Regions from separate parts of the Homo sapiens genome. Here region 2 is linked to region 1. Evidence: read pairs that join two places in POLR2A ChIA-PET (ENCODE). Cell type or tissue: B cell. All regions are shown on one strand. Links, peaks and the distances in the headings refer to the core of each region. The heading gives the core; the rest is flanking DNA. Region 1 overlaps ZCCHC7 (zinc finger CCHC-type containing 7). Region 2 holds the start of LOC124902153 (a long non-coding RNA gene).

Evidence for each region. Peaks named below come from ENCODE experiments on the same cell type or tissue, not always from the same donor. Only the 100,000 strongest peaks of a DNase experiment are listed, where the experiment ranks them.
Region 2: POLR2A ChIA-PET joins it to region 1 with 6 read pairs; 4 of 35 experiments call an interaction of 5 or more read pairs at or near these places.

What each region holds. Positions count from the first base shown.
Region 1 is chr9:37,124,381-37,132,994 of GRCh38, reverse strand. It overlaps ZCCHC7 (zinc finger CCHC-type containing 7), which reads right to left. Exons shown (of 9, transcript NM_032226.3): 2 at 6,053-6,683. The coding sequence starts at 6,662. Among named protein-coding and RNA genes, the nearest start is that of ZCCHC7, 8.1 kb to the right of the region's middle. In B cell, for the core only: no CTCF peak of the experiment used is centred there; no DNase peak of the experiment used is centred there; H3K27ac peaks cover 4,973 bases.
Region 2 is chr9:37,355,832-37,364,445 of GRCh38, reverse strand. ZCCHC7 (zinc finger CCHC-type containing 7) reads right to left here. Exons shown (of 9, transcript NM_032226.3): 9 at 6,297-7,611. The coding sequence ends at 7,178. It overlaps LOC124902153 (a long non-coding RNA gene), which reads right to left and starts at 2,218. Exons shown (of 3, transcript XR_007061478.1): 1 at 1-2,218. In B cell, for the core only: no CTCF peak of the experiment used is centred there; no DNase peak of the experiment used is centred there; H3K27ac peaks cover 2,241 bases.

The sequences.
Region 1 (8,614 bases), core at 455-8,454:
GGGCTAATTTTTGTATTTTTAGAAGAGACGGGGTTTCACCATGTTGGTCAGGCTAGTCTCGAACTCCAGACCTCGTGATCCGCCCGCCTCGGCCTCCCAAAGTGCCGGGATTACAGGCGTGAGCCACCATGTCCAGCTGGTAATTTTTTTTTAGCTCATCGGCTACTGTCAGTATTAGTGTTTTTTATGTGTGGCCCAAGACAATTCTTCCAATGTGGCCCATGGAAGCCAAAAGATTGGACACCCCGGACTTAAAAGTATACGAGAGGATGTAAATAGGTTATATGCAAATATTCCACAATTTTATATCAGGGACTTGAGCATCCATAGATTTTGGTATCCATGGGAAGTCCTAGAACCAATCCCCCACAGACACTGAGGGACAAACATGAGTGCACACTTGTATACAAATGTGTATACATGCATACACACATGTGCACACATGATGTGTATACACACACATACACATACATACATATATGAATGACTTGATGTCTGATGAGCTTCAAAATAACAGAGGGGCACAGAGTTATAGATAGGAAAGATTAGACATAAATTGGTAACTGTTGAAGCTGGTTTATGGGACACTGAAGTCAATTATAACATTTTATTTTTGTATATTTTTATATTTCCACAATAAAAAAAGTACAAGAAAGAGCTAGCAGTTACTCCTAGAACTAGTAATATCCCTTCCCTAACCAGGAAAATAAGTAGCTATTATGGCTTTATTGTCACATGTCATCATTTGGTTGTCTTACATAACAATCCTTTCCAAACTTGAGATCCCCCTCACAAATTACTAAATATGCTGACTTCCTTCGGTGCATCTTTTCTTCCACCAGGAGATCTGCCTTTCTAATATATGAGAATTACAAGTCACTCCTGCTGGGGATAATTAAAAAAAAAGGAAGGGGCGGGAATCAAGAAGGAAAACAAACGATAGAACATGCATAGTTTTTATAAAGAAGGCTTAGGAAAGAATAAAGGAAGTAAAGGAAAAGAGGCTCAGACCTCAGAAATAAACTCCTACATCCCTCAGTAGAGAGAGCTGAAAGTCATATGTAATAGGCACTGAAAGCCTATGTTTTGACATGAATTTACTACAGGCAAAACCACCATCATATATCTATATGCACCGAGGAAGGCTAGACTGTTAAGTGTCACGTATATACAGTCTCAATGGAGCCTCAGGAAGCTAATCAACAACCTCAAATCACAAAATCAGAAAAGTGTTGAACATTTAGAAGAAGAATAGAAAGGAAAAAAAAATGCCTCTGAGTTGTGGTATTAACTGTCAGTAGAGCAAAACAAATGTGTACGCCCATTTTCTTTTTTTTCTTTTTCTTTTTGAGACAAGAGTCTCACTCTGTCGCCTAGGCTTGAGTGCAGTTGCACAATCTCGGCTCACTGCAACCTCCGCCTCCCAGGTTGAAGCAATTCTCCTTCCTCAGCCTCCCAAGTAGCTGGGATTACAGATGCTTGCCAGAATGCCCGGCTAATTTTGCATTTTTAGTAGAGACGGGGTTTCACCATGTTGGCCAGGCTGGTCTCGAACTCCTGACCTCAAGTGATCCACCCACCTCAGCCTCCCAAAGTGCTGGGATTACAGGTGTGAGCCACCATGCCCGGCCTGTATTTTTTTTTTCTTTTTTTTTTTGACAGAGTCTCGCTCTATCACCCAGGCTGGAGTGCAGTGGCGCTATCTCGGCTCACTGCAAACTCTGCCTCCCAGGTTCACACCATTCTCCTGCCTCAGCCTCCTGAGTAGCTGGGACTACAGGCGTCCGCCACCACACCCGGCTAATTTTTTGTATTTTTAGTAGAGACGGGGTTTCACCGTGTTAGCCAGGCTGGTCTCGATCTCCCGACCTCGTGATCCACCTGCCTCGGCCTCCCAAAGTGCTGGGATTACAGGCGTGAGCCACCAGGCCTGGCCATTTTTTTAATATAATAATGTCTCACTGAAATTAAAGTAATAGGGGAGAGTCTGAAGTTTTCACAGATAAAGAGGTAGTGCTGTACTCAAATTTACTACAAATTTAGTAATAGTAAATGTAAAATATGTATGTATTTATTGTCTTTCACAGACTTATGAATTATCTCAAATTCACTAATCCTATTTTTTAAACAAAGTTTTAAGTTTCAACCACTTGTATCACCAGAATTTTGAGACTTAACTCCCATGGTTAAGAGATTTCTGGCCAGACGCAGTGGCTCACGCCTGTAATCCCAGCACTTTGGGAGGCCGAGGCAGGCGGATCACGAGGTCAGGAGATCGCGACCATCCTGGCTAACACTGCGAAACCCCGTCTCTACTAAAAAAAAATACAAAAAATTAGCCAGGCGTGGTGGCAGGTGCCTGTAGTCCCAGCTACTTGGGAGGCTGAGGCAGGAGAATGGCGTGAACCCGGGAGGCGCAGCTTGCAGTGAGCCGAGATCATGCCATTGCACTCCAGCCTGGGCGACAGAGCGAGACTCTGTCTCAAAAAAAAAAAAAAAAAATTGAGATTTCAAAGCTGTGTTCACACCTGCACTCCCAGCTACTCTGAAGGCTAAGGCGGGAGGACCACACAAGCCCAGGAGTTCCAAACTAGCCTTGCTCTATTTATAGGGTAAGACCCCACTGCTATAAAAAAAAAAAAAAAAAAAAAAAAAAAAAAGGAGAGAATTCCGTAAATTACTTAGCTTCCTATATTCTGTCTCTTTAGTGAAACACTATGTCATTCAAGGCTAAAACTTATCTTTTTTTTTTTTTTTTTGAGACAGTCTCACTCCATCACCCAGGCTGGAGTGCAATGGTGCAATCTCAGCTCACTGCAACCTCCACCTCCTGGGTCAAGCAATTCTCCTGCCTTAGCCTCCCAAGTAGCTGGGATTACAGGTGCCTGCCACCACTCCCAGCTAATTTATTTATTTTTAGTAGAGATGGGGTTTCGCCATGTTGGCCAGGCTGGTCTCGAACTCCTGACCTCAGGTGATCCACCCGCCTCGGCCTCTCAAAGTGTTGGGATTACAGGCGTGAGCCACTGCTCTCGGCCTAAAACTTAAGTCTTTTACCACTGTAAGTCACGAGTACTACCTCAGCATTACTTATACCCTACATAGAGGAGATGCTCAATAAATGTTTGATGATTTAGCAATTGATGAGAAAGCAGGTAATGTATGTGCCAAGAAATTACTCTAAATATTATTATAAGCAGGTTTATGAGTATGGAAAAGACCCAACCTCAAGGAGCCTGTAGTCTTTTCTTTTATGTCATACTGCAGTTTTCAGTATGCCATAATTCTGGGAGATATTTTGTTTTTTTCTTGAGTGAGGTCAAGGAAACAGAACACAAAATAATTATGGATACTGTTTAACAATAGGCATTTCTAAAGTACTTGAGATTTTCTCTACACTTTTACAGAAATGAGAAAAATCTTCTCTCTAAAGATTATATGAACCAATCTATCCCCAGATAGTTTTATGAGAGGGATAGTGATTACAGAGTAACAACACACTTAAATGGGCATCAGTACTAAATATGTTGTTTATTAATTGGAAATAGGATTACAGCATTAGTGGATCAAGGAAATAAAATGGAGAATATATATTTGAGTATTTGTAAGAGTTTATAAGAGTCAAGTAAATTAATTTCCAAAAATTCAGAATTTAATTCTATTTGGCTAAAACAGAAAACAAATCCAAGGTTCTCTCTACTTTCTCATCACCATCATTTGCCAAATATGGCACAGTTCGATTTCTTCACTAAATCCAGCACCTAATTCATGTTTTTCCCAACCTATCCACATTGTGCCATCAACTTTAGCATGTCTGTAGATTCTCTAGTGCAAACAGAAAGCAGCAGGGAGTTGTTTCAAAGGAAAGATAATAAGCTTTTTTTTCAAGTTATCAAGCTTTCTTTTCAGTATGTCAAATGTGAGACAGTAAGATACCCAAATGGAAATATTCTGTAGATGTACACAGAGAATTTGAAATCAACAAAATGGTTAAGGAGATGACAATTTGATGACCATAAATACAGAAGTGATTAATGAAACTAGGTGTGATCTCAGGAAAAGGTAATTTAGAGAAAGAATAAGCTAAATGCTTATTTTGGCCTTCTATAGTGTTACGCCTAACCCAAGATCATTTTGTTTCTGTCATCTTGCTCCAAGCTGACAAGTATTACTGGATAAAGTTATGGAATCCTTCAAAGTGAGTTCACTACAAGTTCACATCATTTTAATTTTGACTGAATACTACTTCTAAACAATCCTTTATTCTCTTACTGTTGATTCACTCAAGTGCAATGATTTCCAACTTAAGAGCCTTCAGCCTCCTGGGAAACTGCAGAATTAGTTACCTTAATGGGTACCTAGAGCAACGCATTATAAACACTATTTCTCACATATCAATGTTGTGATTAATAAAACACAAAGTCATGTAAGAGTAGTAGCTTCTTTCTAATATGCATTTTCTCAATTGAATACTAAAATCATAACTACAACCATGGGTGGTCCACAAATTGTTTCAAAGTTACACAGGTTGTCATCTTCAAAATACTGGTAACCACTGCCTCAAAGTATTCCCCACAGCACTTAAACATCCCTTCCACATTCTAAGCTTCCAATTATCCCCCGCCCTCTCCCACTTCTGCTTTCATTTTCCTAAGAAAATCAAACACATCCCCATATGTTCTCTCATCTGCCTCAATCCATCTGAATTTATTCTTTCTCCTCTACCTCTACAAATATTTGATGATTTAGCAATTACTAGTGTCTCTCTTCCTTTTTAGGAATAATTCAACAACACATACACCTGATCCTATCTCTAACCTGGCCCCCAACCCAATCCATCAAACAGGTTTAGTCTCTCCTTCACAAGTTTCTTTCTTTCTACCTACAAACATTATCAGAGCTCACCTATATGGAAAAAACTTTACGCGATTCTGTTCTGTCCTAACTACTATTCTCTCTTTTCGTTTTGCTGTCAAGTTCTCAGGGTTTGCAAACTACAGCCTGAGCCGGCCACCTGTTTTTGTAAGTAGGGCTTTACTGAGAACAGCCACCCCCATTTCTATAGGTATTATTTAAGGCTGCTTTCCCACAAGGGCCAAGTTGAGTAGTTAAGATATCACATGGCTTGGAATCCTAAAATATTTTCTATCTGGCTTCTTAAAAAAACATTTGCCAATCCCAGGGGCTCCAAGCACAATCTACATTCAATGTCATCATTTCTAGGGAAGCAGGCTGCCATTAAAAATTTTGGAGCAGCAATAAAGTACTATGAGTAAAAGAGCATTTCAATACCAGTTTTAACAACAGTGTACAGGGTAGATATAAAAGAAGACTACTTAGGAAACTAGTGCAAGAGACTGAGCATTAGGCATAAAGGGAGGGAAATGAAAAGGAACTTCTTGAAGGCATAAGCATTAAGACTAGATGACTACATGTCACAGAGACATAACTAACACCAAAATTTTAATCCTTGATGATGTAGCTATCAAAATTTGCATTCTCCCCTATAACCTGCCCTAGACTTACAGCTCTTCATATTTTCCTGTCTTTCTGACTGTGGAGTACCTAAAATCCTAATCCTAACACTAATTCCATATATTCTGTGTGCCAGACATTCCCTATGCTTGCCATCTAACTCCTGGGTAAGCAAATCCCATAGGAAGAGACAGTCCCAACAGAGTTGGCTGAATGAGTGCACAGGGCTAATGCCAGAGGTGGATGGAGTACTCACCTGTGGTACCAAGCAGAGAGAGAGGGGGGAAGTAAGATTTCAGGTCCAGAACTGGCTCTAGCCAAACAGGAAGAAGCAGCTATGAATCTGCTTACAGCAGAAGCAGAGTGTCTTTGGTATTCTGACATACTCTTTCTGACGTTCAGACAAACCACCATTAGAGTAGCCACTGGTAAGAGAGTCGCATGAGAAACAAACCAAAAAACAAGACCAAAAAGTGAGGAATTAAACGGAGTAGACCCTATTGGTCTTTTCTCTAGGAAAAGCAGTCCTCCTTATGAAAGATGATACTACTTTCAAAATGGCCAATATGATACTAACCTTCAGTAACAGAGTTTTCACATCCCACAAGGTTGAGAAGGATATCATCATCTTTATCATCTACTTCACATCCCAGTAGCATCCAGCTTTCCACATTATCACCTTCTGAAATGGTGCTCTCTTCCTCTTCACTTGAACTGACCTCTATAATCATGACCTCTCGGATTACACCTGATCTCTCTTCAGATTTAGGCTTCTCAATATCACTCTTGCATTTCTTATCAACCAGCTCATTAGATTGAAGAGAAGAAGAAAGACCATGGGCATTTTCTTGTGCTTGAACTCTAACATTCTTTCCTTTACATCTATAAATACTGTCTTCATCAGACAAAGTGATGACCTCTGACCCATCTGACAGCTGGATGACCTCACTATCTGAAAGGACGATTAGCTTCTTCTGATTTGGTTTACTACTCGAAGATTCCGAATTCCCAGAGTTCTTTTCTTCATGCTCTTCCTCCCTGATGACATCATCAAGATCTTGGGCATAATGAATTTGGCTATAGAGTTGAAATTCCACCTCACTATCAACACTCAGTTCACTAGATGACTCATCTCGATAAAGATCATCTTCGTATGCTTCTATAGTCTCATAGCCACCAAACATCATAAAAAGTCAGTAACCTTGAAGCTGCAAAAGAGAAAGTTGTACACAGAATATACTTTAAAAGTTCAGATCATGCCAGTTTAAGTAACAATATCACCTGTCAGTGACAACTGCTAATATGAAGGCCATCACTATTCTCAGACATATTAAAATACCTTTTTTTCCAAGGATTTCTAAGTCCTGTTAGGACCCACTCCTGTAAGTCCCACCACTCCCCAACGAGAATTACTACTGACAAATTGAGTTATAGTTATTGATGGAAACACAGTCAACACTCTAAGAAATGCTTTGTTCTGTGATTTCATCGTGCAAACTTCATAGGATGATTTTCACAAACTAGATGGTGTAGTCAACTACACAACTAGGCTACATGGTATGGTCTATTGCTCCTAGGATACAAACCAATACAGCATGTAACGGTGCCAAATACTGTAAGTAACTGTAACACAATGGTATTTGGGTATCTAAACATACAAAAGATATAGCAAAAACGTATACAAATCCTATGGGACCACAGTCACACTGTCTGTCTTTAACCAAAATGCTATTATGCAGCACATGATATGTAAGATTTCACAGGTATATTGTAAACGAAAAACAAATTGAGATCTACCGCAGGATACAAAACCCTTGCTTTCCAAAATGTTAAAACAAAACTTAAAGCAGCTCTCACTATCCTATCCATTCTTCATCTTTTCCTTGGTTCTGGTTCTATAGCTCATATTTTCAAGCATATACAGGAATATTACTTCAATTATGACTAAAATCTATAACAGGAAACAATTTTGTTTACTGTTTGGGTGTAAATGTATATTCTCAATTAACAAATTAATCGCACGGCCCTCTGATCATTGGCCAAAAGAATAAATAAAAATGCCTGAGCTGGCAGTGGCTCATGCCTGTAATCCCAACACTTTGGGAGGCCAAGGCAGGAGGATCACGTTGAGGTTAGAAGTTTGAGAACAGCCTGGGCAACACAGTAAGACCCCATCTCCATAAAAATTAAAACTAAAAACTTAGCCAGGCATGGCAGTGCAAACCTGTAGTCCCAGCTACTACTCAGGAGGTTGAGGTGGGAGAACCGCTTGAGCTCAGGAGTTCAAAGTTACAGTGAGCTATGCTCATACCATTGTACTCCAGCCTGGGTGACAAAGCAAGAACCCAACTCAAAAATAAAACAAGGGTGGGCCAGTGCAGTGGCTCACGCCTGTAATCCCAGGACTTTGGGAGGCCAAGGCGGGTGGATCACTTGAGTCAGGAGTTCGAGACCAGCCTAGCCAAGATGGTGAAACTACATATCTGCTAAAAATAAAGAAATCAGCTGGGTGTGGTGGTGTGCGCCTATAATCCCAGCTACTCAGGAGGTGGAGGCACAAGAATAGCTTGAACCTGGGAGGCACAGGCTGCAGTGAGTCGAGATCATGCCACTGCACTTCACCCTGGGCAACAGAGCAGACTGTCTAAAAACTCTGTACTAGTTACAAAAATGTATATTTTTACAATGTATATTTATAATGTATAAATACAAACTTAATAATGACCCAATATTGAGACAAAACTCCCAGCTTTGGGAATAAATGTGTAAAGTGAAACACTTTACTTTCTACTGTGAGCATATTAAATCCTCCTCAGCCTTCATCTTTTAAACTCAGCTCAAAATCACTTGCAACCAGGCTAAATTAAGAGCCCCTTTTATGGGCTTCCATAAGTACTTTACATGTCAAAACACTCATCACATTTATAATTACTTATTCAATATAAATTTCCAAGAAACGCAGATCACAAATCCCAGGAGGGCAGGAACTATATGCACTCTGCTAAACAATGAATCACCAAAGCCAAACAGGGTAACTGGTATTTTCGGGGTCAGCTACAAACGTTTGCTGAATTCATAAATGAATAAATGAACTACACCATCGGGCATTTGTTCTTCAGCCCTGATAAATCTAGTATGT
Region 2 (8,614 bases), core at 444-8,443, 230 kb before region 1:
CCTAACACCATCCTAGTGGCCAAGAGGCTCTCCTTTTCTATTCCCTTTGGGGGTCCTTCCAAGTCTCCCTATGCCCCGCACACCTATTCCATTGTTCTTGGAAAAAGCTTCTCCATCAAGGAGGAGGATACCATCTCCTTACCCTGCTCGCCCGTCTCCATTGGCTTGTCCCTCTGGATCCATCCCTTCCCACTTCCTTGATGTGAGTGCCATAAGTTGAGTTTTATTTCTCCAGCATCCCTCTCTCTTTCGGCAGCTTCCTGTCAATGTCAGCCTCACTCCAGCCAGTGTTCTGTACTGTCAGCCTTTCACAGGCAAGGGTTTAAAGAGACAGACACCCTCCTCTTCGTAGCTGCTCATTCCCTCCTCAATGCACTGCAATCTAGTTTCTTGGCTCACTGCTATCCTGGAACTCCTTTGGCAGAGGTCTGCCACTAAACCTGATAGGTGTTTTCCAGTTCATGCTTTTGTCCAACACACATTTCACAAACTGAAGTATAAGGACATATGTAAGATGAGAAATTATCACTAATTTAAAAGTCTTGAGGAAGGTATAAATCAGAATGGAAAGTCGGACAGAGGAAAAAAAGAACATATGGAAGACCGAATCCCCCGATAAAAGCTTGGAATAAAAACAAAAGTGCAACTAGGCAAAGCAATTCTTATAGTTTTTGAGGTAGGAGTGGGTTGAATAATGTTCCTCCAAAAGATATGTCCAAATCTTAATCCCTGACACCTGTGAATGTGACCTTATTTGGAAATAGGGTCTTCAGAGAGTAATTAAGGATCTTGGGATAAAATTGCCCTAGATAATTTTAGTGTGGGCCAGAAAGCCAAGACACAAGGAGACACAGAAGAGAACCCTATGTGAAGACAGAGGCAGAGACTGGACTTATACAAGCCAAGGAATGCCAAGGATTGCTCAGGCCCACCAAAAGGTAGGAGAGACATGGAAGGAATTATCTCAGCACAACAAGAAGAAACCAACTCTGCTGACACCTTGATTTTGAACTTCTGGCCTCCAGAACTGTAAGAGAACAAATTTCTGTTGTTTCAGGCCACCACTTTGTGGTATTTTGGGACAGTAGCTCCAGGCAACGAATACAGAGTGCATCCTTGCTGTTTCACAGCTCCACGCCTCACACACATGGTTCATGCTCCTCCCCTTTTGTTAAGCTGCAACACTTTTCTTCTGTTATAATGACCCATCGGGAAGTCCTGCCCAGTCTCCCCTCTCTGTAGCAGGACCAATCATGCTTCTTTGGTGTTACCATCATACCCGTATCTCTCACTGCACTCCTCACCTCTAAGACAAAATACTGGTTTTCGTGTTTGTCTCTTGCTTGTTAGCCCTTGAGGCTTGAGATTTCTCCACAGCAAGCACAGGCTATGGACTTTCTTTGCGTCAGGTAGTATTCAAGCAAGAATACTACCTGACGCAAAGAAAGTCCATAGCCTCTGTTTGCTGAATAAATCACTCAGATGACAACAGAAACACCAAAGAGGGAAGGATTAATATTGTCTGGGAGTGGTCATAAAAGGGGAAGAGGATATTTTGGGTAGAGGTAATAGCACAGGTAAAGGCATGGAGGAGAAGCATGACCTATTCAGGAATTAGTCATTCATGTGGTGGGACGGGAAGGGTGAAGGGGATAGAGGAGAAAGAAGAGCGAAGAACTGCAGAAGATGAAGCATGAAAGGCTTTGAATTTTAGGCCAGAAGTTAGACTTCAGCCTGTAGACAGTAGTTTCCGAACGTTGTGCATGTAGTTATCACCAGCATGCCTCTTAGATAAAGGTCCTACTCACAGGCTTAAGAGGTCAGTGACCTCTCCCTGCAAGGCCCCTGCAGGTGGATACTTGCCTTATGATCAAGTCTTCTTGGCCCCATATGGACAAAGCAGGAAGTAAAACTGAAGATAGCCTATGGACTACTGAGCCTAACTCACCCAGTTTAATAAGAACAGTCCCAATTCAGTGAAAAAATATTAAAATGTTTCCAATGGATTACCTGTGTGAAACTAGACTTTGTCATATGTACACACCTGCAAAACGATCACAAGATAATAAACATACAGTTGGTCTATGGTATCCTAGGGTTCTACATCCATGGATTCAACCAACTGCAGATCAACAATATTTTAGTCAGGGAGTGGTGACTTATGCCTGTAATCCCAGCACTTTGGGAGACCAAGGCAGGTGAACTGCTTGGGCCCAGGAGTTTGAGACCAGCCTGGCCAACATGGTGAAACCCCGTCTCTACTGAAAATACAAAAAATTAGCTGGGTGTGGTGGTGCACACCTGTAGTCCCAGCTACTCGGGAGCTGGGACCACAGACGTGTGCCACCACACCCGGCTAATTTTAGTTTTTGGAGAGACAAGATCTCACTAATTTGACAGGCTAGTCTCAAACTCCTGGACTCAAGCAAATCTTCCCATCTTGGCCTCCCAAAGTGCTGGAATTACAGGGGTGAGCCACCATGCCTGGCCAATCTTTTTTTTTTTTTTTTTTTTTTTTTTTACTTTTAGTAGCGATGAGATCTTGCTGTGTTGCCAGACTGGTGTCCAACTCTTGAGCTCAAGTATTCTCCTGCCTCAGCCTCCCAAATGTTGGGATTACAGGCGTGAGCCACCATGCCCAGCCCCAAGTATCTTTTTGTAAGAAGAACTGTTCTGAGATTATGGCTGTAGCGAATGACATTGGTGTTTCATTCATATCTCCATCCGTCAGGGGGCTGCCTAAACCCAATTTACCTGGCTTAAACAATGACTAATTAAAAAAAAAAAAAGATACACACACTACAGCTCCATTGCCCCTTACTAGGGCAACTTTGAGGTGTGGCCTACACTCTTTCTAGCGTTCCCTGTGAGTCTGAAAGTTCCTCTTTATGAGACATGACTTGATAAGCATCCAGCTTGGCTTCCTTCTCTTCTTTTCCCTGTCTCACTTCCCTCCCCACTCCTTTACTGGGTTTTCATGGAATCATTTCCCAGGAAATCATTTTAAGAGGTAACTTAGGCCGGGCACGGTGGCTCACGCCTGTAATCCTCAGCACTTTGGGAGGCCGAGGTGGGTGGATCACGAGGTCAGGAGTTCTAGACCAGCCTGGCCAACATAGTGAAATGCCGTCTGTACTAAAAATAGAAAAATTGGCTGGGCGTGGTGGCACGTCCCTGTAGTCCCAGTTACTTGGGAGGCTGAGGCAGAAGAATTGCTTGAACTTGGGAGGTGGAGTTGCAGTGAGCTGAGACCATGCCATTGCACTCCAGCCTGGGTGACAGAGTGAGACTCCATCTCAAAAAAAAAAAAAAAAAAAAAAAGTAACATATATTAAACGAACAGAAAAACTTTTGGCTCAAATCACACACCAATCAGCTTCATCCTGTGATTCACTGCATGGCAATGTGTAATAAATCACCAAAACATTGGTGCTTCTTTGAAATGGAAAGTCCAACTGTGAGATCTAAGGGCCTATGTTGGATTTGGATCCTGGTGAGGGTTCCTTCCTACAGCCTAATGACATTCTGACCCAATTAAGTGTCCCATCAGATTAGTCTCCAACTCTTTCCTCCCCTCACTAGCTGAATCCCTTTGTTCTCACACCACAGTTCTATATTTTTCTTGCCAGGGCTCAAGCCATAGCCTGGCACTCTAGTGTTTGTTTCCATGATTCCTAAACTATTAATTTCCCTCAGCTGGCTGAGTCTCCAGTGGCCCAGATCCTCCACAAAGTGGTCCAGACTGTAGACCTTCATGCCATGGAACTAGTGTTCCTTATTTCACATGAATGGCCATGTCCAACCAGTCTCTCAAACACTGGCAATATGATGAAATGCAAAGCCTTGTAAGACAAGGGCACATCCTGTTAGATGTGGAAGGCAACGTGAACTCTCTCTCGAGTGAACAGAATTCCATTTGAGAAATAGCTGGGGTTTCAACTAGGGTTTCTGAACCTCAGCGCTATTGACATTTTGGGCCAGATTCATTGTGGGAAGCTAGTCTGTGCATTGTAGGATATTTAGCAACATCTCTGGCTTCTACTTATTAGATGCCAGCAGCATCCTCCTTTTGTTGAGAAAGCGAAGCATAAGACCAGGGGATCAGGACAGCTATAAACAAATGAAAGGCTCCCTTATTTTGTATGTAATTTTTTGTTGGCAGAAGAATTTTCAGTTGTTTCCTATGAGAAGCTTCTCTCCACATCTTTTAAAAACAGATTTTCCCTATATTGCTAATCCTGTCTCTCCTTACACAGACAAACCCACATCAATCTTTTCACTGCAGCACTAATGAATAATGTTTCTTTGCTGCCCATCAGAGTGGCAAAGAGACAAGGGAATGGCAATATTCCATGTGATTGTGGGAATGGGGAGATGAATACTCACAAACTGCCAGGGACATATAAATGATTGGGGAAGAATCTGACTTGGGAATATAATTTGGCATCATGTATTAAAACTTTTATGAAATATATGCATGCTCTCTGACCCTAAATTCCATTTTATCACAATTGAATAAATGGAGAAGATATTATGTAGAAGAATTTTTCAAAAATAATAAAAATTGGAAACAAAATGCTCGACAGGGAGCTGATTAAATCATGGCACAGCCATATAATAGAACATCATGCAAAAGTGCAGACATGTATTTGTTCCCAAAGTAAGTGAAAAACAGGTTACAAAACAATGTATACATAGGTATAGAAAAGTCTGAAAAAATAGACACTAATAATTTTAACTACATTTTTGTGTGAAAGAATCACATATGACTTGTTTTTAACATTTTTCCCCCTTAAAATGATTACATAATCTTTGTATAACAGAAAAATAAAGAGCTACTAATAAGTACTGCAAATAGCAAGGTCCATGAAAGCAAGACTTTCCATGGAGAAAATGGGAGACTGGTTCCCCTTGCTCTGTTTTGAGAAGGCCAAACACAAACCAAGGTAGAACCCAAGATAGGAGCCACTCAAGCTGCTTCAAATCAAAGTTGGGCCAGAGGTAAGATGTTTAGAATCTTCTTAATCCTACCAACTATACAGATCTTTACTGTTTTGGACATTTGCTTTTCTTCTCTTGTATTTATCCATGTAAAGTCTTATTTAATTAATGGTTGAATCTATACATATTTTAAACTCCCCATTGTTGTATGAAGAGTCTGTATGTTAATAAACTGACTGACTGATTCACCTTAACTGAACATTTGGTGTAACAGCTGGGGGCAAGGGAAATGAAGAGGAAATGAAGCAAAGACTCCTCCATGTTTCTGTTCTTCTCTTACCAGGAAATGAAGACTGTATCTTCATGCCCACAGGTGAAGTAGCTCAGCATCCTTTCCTATCTGCATGTAAATACATGGACCCAATAGGTAAATTATACCCTAGAACAAAATGTTTGTAAGTTTTGGGAAAAAATAAGATAATGTGCAGAGACAAACAGAAAAAAAAGTGCTTCCTTTCTCTCCTTCTCCAAACAATCTGCTATGTACGAAAGAACCTAAAGAACGTCAATCCTATTTCTGCCCTGAAAGGAGATGCCTTAGGATCAGAAGGGGTACTTGTTATACCATATGAGTAATAAGCCATGTTTGCCTCAAGTCCTACTGGAGAATAATGCCAATTATCTCAAGGTTTTCCACTTCCATGAAACTTTTTTTATGGCTGCCACATTTAGCAAGTTGTTAAAAAAAAAACCCTGGTTGCTTACTTTAGGGTGAAAACAACTCTAGCTATTAGGAAGCTATGCATCAACATATAATAAAGTTAGCTGAAATCTATGCAGCAACAGGGAAAGTGGTAGACTAAACTCTGTGATCCTACAATTTGCACTAGCACTGATTTGAGAGGACAGAATTCTTCCTTCCTCTCAGAAAGATGAGAGATGATTCTGCCAGAAATACAGGAATCTGCATACTTCCCAAAGAGTAAAATACAAATTTAAGAACCTGACATTATAAAATTGTCCTATTTAATTGATTTCATACCATTTTATTCTGGCAGAGAGCTTGCACTTGGGCAAAAATGGCATTTTTGACTCCAGTCTACAGGGATTTTATAACTTTATCCACCTGCCCAACACAACTATGCCAAGGCCGGGAGTGATGGCTCATGCCTGTAATCCCAGCACTTTGGGAGGCCAAGGAAAGAGGATCACTTGAGCTCAGGAGTTTGAGACCTGCCTAGACAACACAGTGAGACCTTGTCTCTACAACAAACAAACAAACAAACAAAATAAACATTAACTATGCTCTTTGTCACTCAAACTCTCATTGTCTTTTTACATAATAAACACATGTATTTACTCTCAGATATTTTATTTTTCTTAGTCTGACATTAGGTTATGAGAAGTACAAAAGATCCACAAGTACAAAAAAATCTGTATAGCTTTGCGGTAGTTGAAAAAAATGCAAGAGAACAAAAAAATTTTTTGAGTAATATTCATCTCTGCAGATCTGAGTGACAGTCCGCTTGAAACACCGCTGTAAAAGTGGTAAAAAATGATTTCATTGTGATTATGTTAAAATTTTTGATGTCTCTTTTACTTGTTTAGGAAATCTGTCTTCTGACATTTATACTGGATAGTTCTTTTCCTGTATTTTGCTGAAGCTCAATTCCCTGCCTCTTCAGGGCTTCAATGATGACACTTTTGTTTTTATAGTCAGCTAGTGATGTTTTGTCCAAAGGAAGATTCTGACAACAGCTTCAGCAGAAAGAAAATCTGGATATAGGTTTATAGTTATTGTCCTTTCCAAAGTAAAAAAAAAAAAAAAAAAAGTTGAAAAATATTGATGACTTTTTCTTAGTGTTAATTTCTCTTCCTGCAAGGATTTAATTTGAGGATAAATTACCTTTGATGCAGTTTTTTTCCCAAAGTATTTTTAAAACACTTTCTTGAAAAGATGAATTCTTCTACCTATCCCTAGGATTCTGAGTAAAGATGACATATTGGAATAGGAGAAGTCCAGGTTTATCTTTGTACTTTCTTACCTAATATCCTGTTGGACACAGAGAATTGAGATCTCCATGGATATTCAGTAACTCTAGGAATGGCTGAAATTAAAAAAACAAAACCAAAAACTCACTTTATTTAATCATAGATAATAAACACAGTGCCAGAAGGTTATAGACACAAAGGCCAAATGAACAATGAAAAGCCACATCAGAGGCTGCCTGACGGCTTAAGACTTTTTTTTTCTCTGCTTAATAAGAAATAAGTTATCATTGTCATCATCTTCCCAGCACCTCTCCTTTTTCTTCTGCTTGCCCCTCTTGCCTTCCTTGGGAGACTTGTCTTCTCTTGACGTGTGGTAATGTGATGAACGGTGAAAGGGCTTAGAAGGCTTCTGGGTTTTAAAACTGCCAGGAGAAGAGTAGGTTTTGGGGCCCCTGGGAAAATCCTCATCCACTTCACGATGTCTGTCAGCCTTCCTGTGCTTCTCCCAGTTTCTATTCTTGTTCTTCATTTCTTTTTGTGTTTCTTTATTTTCTTGAGGCCACCTGTTGCTTTTCCATGAGGCACGGCCCTTCCTTATATCATGGTGGGGGTTCTCATTTGCTGCTTTTATATAAGGTAGCTTGGATGGCTCTGGGATAACCCCATTTTTCTTGAGTACTGAAAAATATAAAAGTATTTTTGCATATTCAGCAGCTAAACAGTCCATGCTGAGCTTTCCTAAGTGTAAATAACTTAACAGACAGGGAAGCTAGATATTTAAACATGTTAACAGTATGACATCACTCACTAAAAATTAAATAGTTGTAGCTCCAAGTTTCTGATTGCTAAAAATGAAACACATTCAGAAATCCAATGATAGTTAATTATCCTTTTCAACAGTTTAACAAGGTTAAGCAATGGAGATGAGGACCTGTAAGAACAGTAATCATCTTAGCTTTGTGAAGAAAAGTCATGTCTGACCAATACGAGTTTCCCCAATGATGACGAGTCAGCCTTTGAAAATGAGGCAAAGCAAGATTTATAAAATGGCCTTTTGATGGTCTCATATGACATTTCAACCACCCTCTAAAGATAAGGCCTGGCCATAGTACTTTTAGGTGGATGCCAAACTGCCCAAGAGATTATTCCTCCAGGGTAGAGATCACTGGCTTTGAGGAGTGTGTGTGAGTGCACGTGAGTGCGGGTATCTTAGAGGTTTTAGTGATAAAGCTGATGTTAATGTTTTGTCAGAGCTTGACACGCTTAATACGGATCTCTGATAGTGATTCTGATACGGGTAGGTGGGAGATGAGGTTACAGTGAGAGATGAAAACTAGCAGTCAATAGAATCTTTAAAGATTAAAAAAGTGGCCAATAAAAACTTTTAGCATAGACTTTTATTATAAAAATTTCAAAGGATCATAGTGAACACCTCAAAGTGGATTTATGCTACAGACGTCGATACAACTAGCTAAAAAAAAACCAAAATGGGTTTTCTCTAATTATAAGTTATAACTGCTCATTATAGAAAACCTGGAAAAAACAGAAAAGTACAAAGAACATAAAAAACAGAAAGCACATATAATCCTTTAATCTAGAGATGACATTTTCATGCAATTCTTTTTAATCTCTAATTTGGTTGCCTAATCATAATCTACAACTACTATAACTTCTCCACACA